Linked DNA regions of Homo sapiens: region 1 is linked to region 2. Evidence: read pairs that join two places in POLR2A ChIA-PET (ENCODE). Cell type or tissue: PC-9. All regions are shown on one strand.

Region 1 (5,000 bases), 980 kb before region 2:
CCAATTTCATCCATGTCCCTACAAAGGATATGAACTCATCATTTTTTATGGCTGCATAGTATTCCATGGTGTATATGTGCCACATTTTCTTAATCCAGTCTATCATTGTTGGACATTTGGGTTGGTTCCAAGTCTTTGCTATTGTGAATAGTGCCGCAATAAACATACGTGTGCATGTGTAGGATGGTCTTCTTAATAATAAATATGGGGCACATGTTCTCAGGACCTCCTGGGGCTGTGTCACACAAATAATAAATATTAAAAATAAAAATTATAATTGTATTTTCCATTTCTAGTGTGACAGAGTTATGGGAAACATATGTAAATCATAATATCCTCTCATGTTCTTCACACTTGTAAGAGCATTAAGAGATGGACACATAGGGTAAATATTAATCAGTTTTAGGATGAAGACAGTAAGATGAAATTACTTGTTCATTTAACTTATTAAGCTAATTCTAACATTACTGCATGCTTACTGTATGCCAGTTACTGTTCAAATGCTTTACATATATTAACTCATTTAATCTTCACGATTAATGATGTGTAGATACCATTATTTAACCTAGTTTTAGGAATAAGGGAACAGAAAGGCAAAGAGATGAAGTAGATTGCCCCAGAGGCTCACACAGTGGCATTTAGGCATTCTGACTGGAGCCTGGTCCTTTTTAAAAAATGTATTGTTACATCAGTTACACACATTTTTGGGGTACATGTGCTATTTTGGTACATATATGCAATACGTAATGATCAAAACAGGGTAATTGGGATATCTGTCACCTCAAACATTTATCTTTTGGAGCCTGATCTTTTAACTACAACTCTAAGAGTGGTAGAGAATTGTAGTTGGGTCTTGTGAGTTCAAGTCCAATGTATTCTGTACTGTATTGTCTCTGACCATGAAAATAAGTACTGCCTGAACCCAACAGTGTGGTTATATGAACGACCCAGCGATCGAAAGATAAACTATGAAAACAAAACAGAAGTTAGTCTCCCAAAAATGAAACCAAAGGAAAGTAGGCCAGAGGTTTTGATAATCCACTAGGTTGGTAGAAGGGTTATGCTATTGAAGGATAACACTTCACCTTTTCTTAGTTATAAATGACCTTTTCTTATCCATCTAGCCCATTCCTCAGACTCTATATTACCAGAGAGAAAGGAAGAAACAGAAAAGAGGACCCCTTGTTGAGTTTAGATCTCCTGAACACACACAGGATCAGTTCAGAAGTTCCCATGACACAGGGCATTGAGAGTGAGCTCCTTGCCTGGTTCCTCACCCAAGAAGAGACAGGCCCAGGTCCATCTCTCCTGAGTAGGAAAGGCTCAGATTTCTGAAGAGATTTCTACCCGGGCACAGGCTGCCTCAGGTGGGGCCTGGCTGTCTGAGGTTAGATGAAAATCTATCAGATTGTGGACTCCTGCACATAGCTGGCCAATGTCTGTCACTAGTGGAGCTGGCAGCACCCCCCCACCCTTACTCAATTGGAACACCCCTACTCTGGTCACCCTGTGTGCTAGGAACAGAGATCCAAGTTATTACCCTTAAATAATTTATAGTCTGAGATACTGCAAGGGAAGATGAGATTCAGTCTTTAATAAGAATATTTTAAACAATTATACCTACTGAAAAAATAGAATTAATCAGTTTGGTTGTGAACAGTCTACTTTATGTGGGCAGTTGTTCTGAAGATAGACGATCAGAATGACTTAATGTATTCACTTAACTGTTTTCTCACAGGAATTCATAAGCTTATAATGCAATTGCATCAGCCACAGCTGTCTGAACCACCTTAGCCTAGGCTTATTTTATCCCTGGGATGTAGCTGCTGTTTTGGCCTTTGGTGATCTTCACCCGTTTACCGTAGGGTGGATTTACCTTGATTCACAAGTCGTTTGTCTAACCTCTCCTTTTGTCAAGATAATTCTGACAGGTGAAATTTCTGGTGATTGGCCCAAAGTATTTCATCTACCCACAAATTTGATCATTAATATCCTCTCAAATAAAGGGAACAAAGATGGAAAAATAGGTGAAGCTTGGCCTCATTTATTTACATATTGACCCCAATGTCAGAAGTTACTCAGAAGTGTGTGCAACTCTGTATAGACCCCTTCCTGGGACTGGACACAGAGGCTGAAATAAAAACCAGTTTTTCAGCATGACTTAGCACAATGTTATTTATTTTCACTGCCTATTAGCCTATGGGTCATGAGATTTGTTATTCTAGAGCAGTTGAGTATTGGAGTGGAACAAGCAAAAGCAAGGCATATTTTTCTGTTGTAATCTGTACTTTTTATTTTTTAAGATATATAATAATAGTTTTACATTAAGTGTGATTTGGATTCCTTCTCCAGAATTATAAATTACCTAATTCCCTTCTGCTAAAAGACGCAGGACAGAGAAGGGTAAGCATTTTAGCTGGACATTTATTCCTGTTGTACGATCCTCCCCATCCCCTTTAACGAGTGCTAGAACTACGCCAGAGAATAACTGTCCAAAAAACTTAAGGAGTTCTGATTTTAATCTGGTCAAATCACTGAAATATGTTGTTAGAAAATGTCTGGTAGTGGCCGGGCACGGTGGCTCACTCCTGTAATCCCAGCACTTTGGTAGGCTGAGGTGGGTGGATCACGAGGTCAGGAGATCAAGACGATCCTGGCTAACATGGTGAAACCCCATCTCTACTAAAAATACAAAAAAATTAGCTGGGTGTGGTGGTGGGCACCTGTAGTCCCAGCTACTTGAGAGGCTGAGGCAGGAGAATAGCTTGAACCCGTGAGGTGGAGGCTGCAGTGAGCCGAGATCGCCACTGCACTCCAGCCTGAGTGATAGAGTGAGATTCTGTCTCAAAAAAAAAAAAAAAGAAAGAAAAGAAAAAGAAAATGCCTGGTAGTGAATAAAATCTTAAATCATGAAGATTAAAAATAACCTGCTACTTCTACTTATGTTGCCATAAAAGCAGTTTTCAAAATATGTTCTCTTAAAATATCTTGAAAATAGTTCCTGGTCTAATGGAAACAAGTGTTGGGAAAATTCCCTTGTTGCAGACATATTCATTAATGTGATGATAGCATTGCCAAAAGGAAGGAGAACATGCCAGGGCCAACTCAACACAGTCCTGAGAACATTCCTTTTCCGAATTTCTGGCCCGTTCTTTCTCTGTCTCCCCCCTCCTTGTCCAGGAGTTCCATTGTTGGCATCATTATCCAGAATGTAAATGGCTTTGCCAGAAACACTGCCCACAGCTTGTCTAAGAACAAATGTCAAGGAGATATGCTTTTTTCCATGTATTTGCTTTGGATATTTTTCTAACAATTAAGCCTGAGGGCCAGGTGCAGTGGCTCACGCCTGTAATTCCCCACACTTTTGGAGGCTGAGGTGGGTGGATCACTTGAGGTCAGGAGTTCAAGACCAGCCTGGCCAACATGGTGAAACCCTATCTCTACGAAAAAATACAAAAATTAGCTGGTTGTGGTAATCCCAGCTACTTGGGAGGCTGAGGCAGGAGAATCTCTTGAACCCAGGAGGCGGAGGTTGCAGTGAGCAAGGTGCTGCACCACCACACTCCTGCCTGGGTGACGAAGTGACCTTATCTCAAAAAAAAAAAAAAACACCTAGTATTGGAAGAGATCATTTTAGTTTAGAAAGTAGAAAGTTTCTTGATAGAGTTGGTCTGGTTGTGTTCATCCCTCAAAGGCAAGGTTATAAACTGTTTCTGCCTACTTTAGAAGAGTCAGAGGGTTTGTTTTGTGGCTCTTTATGGTATTTTATCATGTTGGTGGTTTTGTATTCTCTAGAAAATTTCTGTACCTAAAAATGCTGCCTTACAGAATTAATTTCCTTTAAGGACTTAACTCTTGGATATTTCCCCATAATTCCTCTGTTCTCAGAGTGCTTGCCATTGTTATTAAATGCTAGATTTTTAGAGCTGATAGGGCCTTCAGAAATAGAGTAAGAGTGGAGATTTGGGAGATCATATAGTTCAACTATTTGTCTTCGTAGGTAAAGAAACAGACCCCACAAGGTGAAGTGACTTGCCCAGGGCCTGCAGTTGATTAGTTGAGGCTAGAACCCATGTCCCTGTTTAGTACTTTGCTTTGTGGTGTGATTCTGCCCTCTGTACTAGTGCTCAGATGGTGTTCTGTACTTAGCAGGGGCACTGGAGACTGAGCTCCAAACCATTTATTACTAAAGCGTATGTTTACCAAGTCCTTTTTGGTTCTGTTATTTATTCCTGTACTCAACTAAGCCAAATCTAGATTTAATTGAAAACTGTATAGACACTGTTAATTCCAAGTGTGCTCTCCAGGTCATGTCCAATGAGGGAGGCACCTTAGTCTTTCAGAGACGTTTTGATAAACATTTAAAGCTTACCATAGTTATTTGCTTGACTTAACACCTTTAAATGCCCCGTGGCCTCAGATCGTTGAAGCATAATGCCCTGTAGGATTCCCATTTTGTTTTGCTTGAGATCTGCCATTCCCCAGCACTCAGGTGCTGTGAGCTGATTGAGCTGTTCCCCAACTAGCCTATTTTAGGACACAAGCCATTTGTTAAGCCAAGTATGTGAATATGTCACTGTTCAGGCACTAGTCTCAGTGGCCCCCCCATCTCCCTTGAATAAAAGCCAGTGTCCTTAAAAGGGCCCCAAATGCTGATCACCTCTGTGACATCACTTCTCATTTTCTGCCCCTTTTTCAAATCCCTTCAGTTTCAGGAAAAAACTTCAGAGCATCAGGCAAGCTCCTAATGTGCTTTGCACTTGGCTGTTCCCTCTATAGTGACCTTCTCCTCTCCTCTTGGTACCAGGTGGCTCCTCTTTCACCTCCTTCAAAGCAAGTCACTTTCTCAGGAAGTCCCTTCCTGACCATCTCATTTAAAATTGCCACCCCGCCCCAACCTTTCCATTTCTGTTTTCCTCCTTTGCTGTGTTTTTCTCCATAATGCTGGTGACCTTCTAATGTAGGACTTATTTTTTCTAAAGACCTTTCCTTACAGGTAT
Region 2 (5,000 bases):
TCCTGCCTCTGTTGCTATTTGCCGTGTGGTCTTGGGCAAGTTACATAGCCTCTCTGGGCCTAAATTTGGCTCTTGTAAAAAGACCCAGTCCCCCAGTCCCCCTGTCTTCCCTCACTCTTGTGCGATCTTGGCCATTTTGGCCACTTGCCCTTACCAACTGTAATTTTATTTACTATTTGCCTTCCAATTAACTCACTTATTAATTTAATTTGATTTAGAAAGGAGTTTTATATCACACTGTAAGTGGAAAATTAGACTTGCCAGGACCACATTACCATAAAAATGAATATAATTAAAATTATAATGTTGTTAAATCCTTGTCAGATACTTTTGCCCACCAAGGCTTTGAGCCTGAAATTCACCCTTCTTTTTTAAAAAGGGAGGTGAGCAAATGGCAGAGGTGCCAAGAGCGGGCTGTCACCACCCTGGGACCCCACCCCTTCCTGGATTCATCAGTGGGCTCGGAAGAGCGTGGGAAAGGCGCTACCTTGGGTCCACACCACCTGAGTCAGCTGGGGCTACTCCCAGCTCTCCGGGTTGGGAAACTGGTGCCTCTGGCAATGGCCTGCTGAGTATTTAACCCCAGGGGCAGCAGATTCCTTGTGGGTGTTTTTCTACAAATTAAACAGGAAGGTTTTTTGCAGGATAAAGGGGAGAAAGTTTGCCTTTTGGCCAATCCAAACCCCGCCCCCCTCACGACTGCTTTGCCCCCTGGGCTTGGCCTGTGACCCCCCAGCCCCCACGCTAGATCTTTGAGATCTTGGATGCATAACAGGCCCAAGCTCAGAGCCTATGACCACTGCCCTCTCATCCCTTTCTGTCCCTCCCCTCGGCCTCTCTGTCTCTTCTCTGAAAGGCTGTGAGTACCTGGGGGAGTCCTACCTGAGTAACCAGGAGTTCCCAGACCCCCGAGAACCCTGCAACCTGTGTACCTGTCTTGGAGGCTTCGTGACCTGCGGCCGCCGGCCCTGTGAGCCTCCGGGCTGCAGCCACCCACTCATCCCCTCTGGGCACTGCTGCCCGACCTGCCAGGGTAGAGCCACACCTGCCCTTCCATTCCCCCTGCTGGGGCTCCCGGGGTGCCTTTCTCACCGATTCCACTTTCCTCCCAGCCCTCCCACTGCCTGCCGCTCCACCATACTTTTCTCTCACTCTCCGACTCCCTCACCTTTGATAGAGGTCCCGGGCACGGCTGTGTGTTTGTATGTATGTGTGTGTGTATGTGTGGCTCTGTGTGTGTGTGGCTGTGTATGTGTGTGTGTCTGTATGTGTGTGTGTGTGTCTGGCTGTGTGTGTGTGGCTCTGTGTGTGTGTGGCCGTGTGTATATGTGTGTGTATGTATGTGTTGCTGTATGTGTGTATGTGTGTATCTGTGTGTGGCTGTGTGTGTTGGCCTGTGTGGGTGTATCTGTGTATCTGTGTGTGTGTGTTGCTCTGTGTGTGTGTGGCCGTGTGTATATGTGTGTGTATGTGTTGCTGTATGTGTGTATGTGTGTATCTGTGTGTGGCTGTGTGTGTTGGCCTGTGTGTTTGGGTGTATCTGTGTATGTGTGTGTGTGTGTGTGTGTTGCTCTGTGTGGGTGTATCTGTGTGTGTGTGTTGCTCTGTGTGTGTGACAGTGTATGTGTGTCTGTGTACGTGTGTGTGTGACCGTATGTGTGTCTGTGTATCTGTGTGTGTGGCTGTGTATCTGTGTGTGTATGTGTGACTGTGTGTATATGTGTGTTTGTGTGGCTGTGTATGTGTGTGTGGCCCTGTGTGTGTGTGTGTGTGTGTATGGCTGTAGCTGTGTGTATGTGGGTATGTGTGTGTGTGTCTGTATTTGTGTCTGTGTATGTGGGATGTGTGTGTGTGTGTGTGTATGTGTGTGTGTGGCTGTGTGTGGGTGTGTATGTGGGGGGGTCTCTGTGTGTGGGTGTGTGTGCATCTGTGTATGTGGGGATGTGTGTGTGGCTATGTGTTTGTATGGCTGTGTGTGTGGGTGTGTATGTGTATGTGTGTGCGTGGCTATGTGTATGTTTGTGTGGCTGTGTGTAGGTGGGTATGTGTGTATGTGTGTGTGTGTGTGTGTATGTGGCTGTGTATATGGGTATGTGTGTATGTGGGTGCGTGTATGTGTGTGTGTGGCTGTGTGTTTATGTGTGTGTGTATGAGAGTGTGGGTGTGGCTGTGTGTGTCTATGGCTGTGTGTGTATATGGGTATATGTGTGTATGTGTGTGTGTGGCTGTATGTATATGTGGGTGTGGTTGTGTATGTATGTGTGTGTGGCTGTGTGTGGGGGGGTGTAGGTGTGGCTGTGTGTGTATGTGTGGAGGGGGAGGGGCTGTGTGTGTATGTGACAGTGGCAGTTCTGTTGATGGCAGGTTTTCTGTTGCACTCCCACCTGCTGTGTGTATATGCGTGTATGTATGTGTGTGGCTGTGTGTGTGTATGTGGTTGTGGGTGTGGCTGTGTATATGGGTATGTGTGTGTGTGGCTATGTGTGTGTCTGTGGCTGTGGCTGTGTATGTGTGGAGGGGGAGGGGCTGTGTGTGTGTGTGACAGTGGAGGTTCTGTTGATGGCAGCTCTTCTGTTGGACTCCCCGCTCTGCCAGGATGCCGCTACCATGGCGTCACTACTGCCTCCGGAGAGACCCTTCCTGACCCACTTGACCCTACCTGCTCCCTCTGCACCTGCCAGGTGAGGCAGCCCCTTTAGGACCTTGGTAACCTTTCCTCCCTTGATACTCCTCTCTGGCCAGGAAGAGGCTGTCTCCTCCACTCAGGTGGCAAGGGCTACACTCTGCCCTTCACATCTCATGGGACAGGACTGGGCTCAGGTGTCCCGGGCCAAGGGAGGGTGTTTGGGCCCCTGCAGGCTCAGTAGGGGCTCCAGCCCTGGGGAAATGTGCAGTCCAGTTGAGGGTGTGATGGGCCTCTCTCCCCCAGGAAGGTTCCATGCGCTGCCAGAAGAAGCCATGTCCCCCAGCTCTCTGCCCCCACCCCTCTCCAGGCCCCTGCTTCTGCCCTGTTTGCCACAGTGAGCTGCCTTCCTCATGCGCGGCCCCCATGCCCTTCCCCGCCTCTCCCTCCCCCTTCCCTTCCTGCCAGGCCTAAGGCTGGGCCGAGCAGGGCAGGGTGGCACAGGCCCCCCACCCAGGAGGTGTGTCCCCCACAGGCTGTCTCTCTCAGGGCCGGGAGCACCAGGATGGGGAGGAGTTTGAGGGACCAGCAGGCAGCTGTGAGTGGTGTCGCTGTCAGGTATAGCAGGAGGTGGGGGGTGTGGAGTGACAGCTGGACCATAGCACCTCTGGGCCCCAGCCTAGGCAGCGAGCCAGTGTCCCTGCATCTCCTACAGGCTGGCCAGGTCAGCTGTGTGCGGCTGCAGTGCCCACCCCTTCCCTGCAAGCTCCAGGTCACCGAGCGGGGGAGCTGCTGCCCTCGCTGCAGAGGTATGGCCGCCTGTAGCCCTACCCCTTGCTTCAGCCCCTTGGCCCTGTGTCCCTCTGTCCACCCCACCTCCCTCCCCTCAGCCAGCTCTTCTCCCACCTCCCTGCCCCAACAACTGGCCCTTGCATACACCCTTGCCACCTTCAGCTTCTCCTACCTCTCCCTGTCCGGGACTGCCCAGACCATCCCTCTTCCAGGTGCTGGTTAGAGTTCCCTCAAAGCTGCCTGTCTTGGGCTGGGTGCAGCGGCTCACATTTGCAATCCCAGCACTTTGGGAGGCCAAGGTGGGAGGATCACTTGAACCCAGGAGTTTGAGGCTGCAGTGAGCTGCATTTGCACCACTGTGCTCCAGCCTGGGCAACAAAGAAGACTCTGTCTAAAAAATAAAACAAAAAGCTGCCCCTCTTCCTAACCACACCCCATTCATCATCATCATCATCATCACCACCATCATCATCATCATCAAGATACCTGACATTCAGTGAGCAGGTAGCATGTGCCAGGCCCTGAGCACTTTACGTGTATTATCTCATTTAATCAGCACAACAACTTACCAGATAAGCACTCTTAGTCCTCCTATTTTACAGACGAGAAAGTGGAGGTACAGAGAGGTAGAGAAGGTGGCAGAGTCAAGATGGACACTTGGACCATCTGGCTCTGAACTTGAGCCTTTCTTAGCCTGCCCACTGCCCCCTCGTCCCACACCCTGCGCAGTGTGGTGGTGTTTCTACAGAACCACAGAACTGTCATAGCATTTCACTTGCTCTGGGAGGGAGGCAGGACAGAGGAAATCCCCATTTAACAGATGAGGAGACTGAGGCCCGGAGAGACTGAGTTACCTTGGGCACATGGTTAGCGATGGAGCCATTCACCTGGTCCACATGCATTTATGACACAGCTGCTGCATGCCAGGTCTGTGGCCGGTGCGGGCTGCACTGGGCAGTGCCTGCTGCCTGGAGCTTGGTCTTGAGAGCAGGTAGGAACAGAACAGGATTAGAACCCAGGTGTTCTGAACCCCTCCCAGTGCCTTTCCCCTCCACAACAGACAGGAGTTCTGCCCCATCGCACCTTCCCGCCATATCCCTGCAAACTCACTCCTGGCGCCACGTGCCTAGCTGACCACTGAGGGTGGGGGCCAGGAGCAGATGTCCAGATCTCAACCTCCGAGCTCGTCCCTGCCCACTTTGCACCACAGGCTGCCTGGCTCATGGGGAAGAGCACCCCGAAGGCAGTAGATGGGTGCCCCCCGACAGTGCCTGCTCCTCCTGTGTGTGTCACGAGGGCGTCGTCACCTGTGCACGCATCCAGTGCATCAGCTCTTGCGCCCAGCCCCGCCAAGGGCCCCATGACTGCTGTCCTCAATGCTCTGGTACTGGAAGCCTGGGGCGGGAGGGGAAAGGCGAGGAGGGAGCCCTGGGCCCACACCTCCCTGCCGCTGCTGGGCCGGGTGGCAGAGACAGGCAGTTGGAGAAGTGGCCTCCGTCCTTGTGCACACTCCACTCCCTGGGATCAGGGGGAGGCTGGAGATAGAGGACTCCACCCCTGCCTCGCTGCCAGCCTGAAGGACCCC

What was found. Peaks named below come from ENCODE experiments on the same cell type or tissue, not always from the same donor. Only the 100,000 strongest peaks of a DNase experiment are listed, where the experiment ranks them.
Region 1: POLR2A ChIA-PET joins it to region 2 with 31 read pairs; 2 of 35 experiments call an interaction of 5 or more read pairs at or near these places.

What each region holds. Positions count from the first base shown.
Region 1 is chr7:129,862,418-129,867,417 of GRCh38, reverse strand. All of the region lies in intron 3 of UBE2H (ubiquitin conjugating enzyme E2 H), which reads left to right. Among named protein-coding and RNA genes, the nearest start is that of UBE2H, 88 kb to the left of the region's middle. In PC-9, no CTCF peak of the experiment used is centred here; DNase peaks (open chromatin) are centred at 1,817 and 2,157; H3K4me3 peaks cover 441 bases; H3K27ac peaks cover 4,725 bases.
Region 2 is chr7:128,884,896-128,889,895 of GRCh38, reverse strand. KCP (kielin cysteine rich BMP regulator) reads left to right here. Exons shown (of 40, transcript NM_001366122.1): 22 at 857-1,033; 23 at 2,596-2,681; 24 at 2,930-3,020; 25 at 3,159-3,241; 26 at 3,339-3,432; 27 at 4,626-4,799. Among named protein-coding and RNA genes, the nearest start is that of SPMIP1, 21 kb to the right of the region's middle. RefSeq lists an enhancer at 4,578-5,000. In PC-9, no CTCF peak of the experiment used is centred here; a DNase peak (open chromatin) is centred at 535; H3K4me3 peaks cover 1,896 bases; H3K27ac peaks cover 2,222 bases.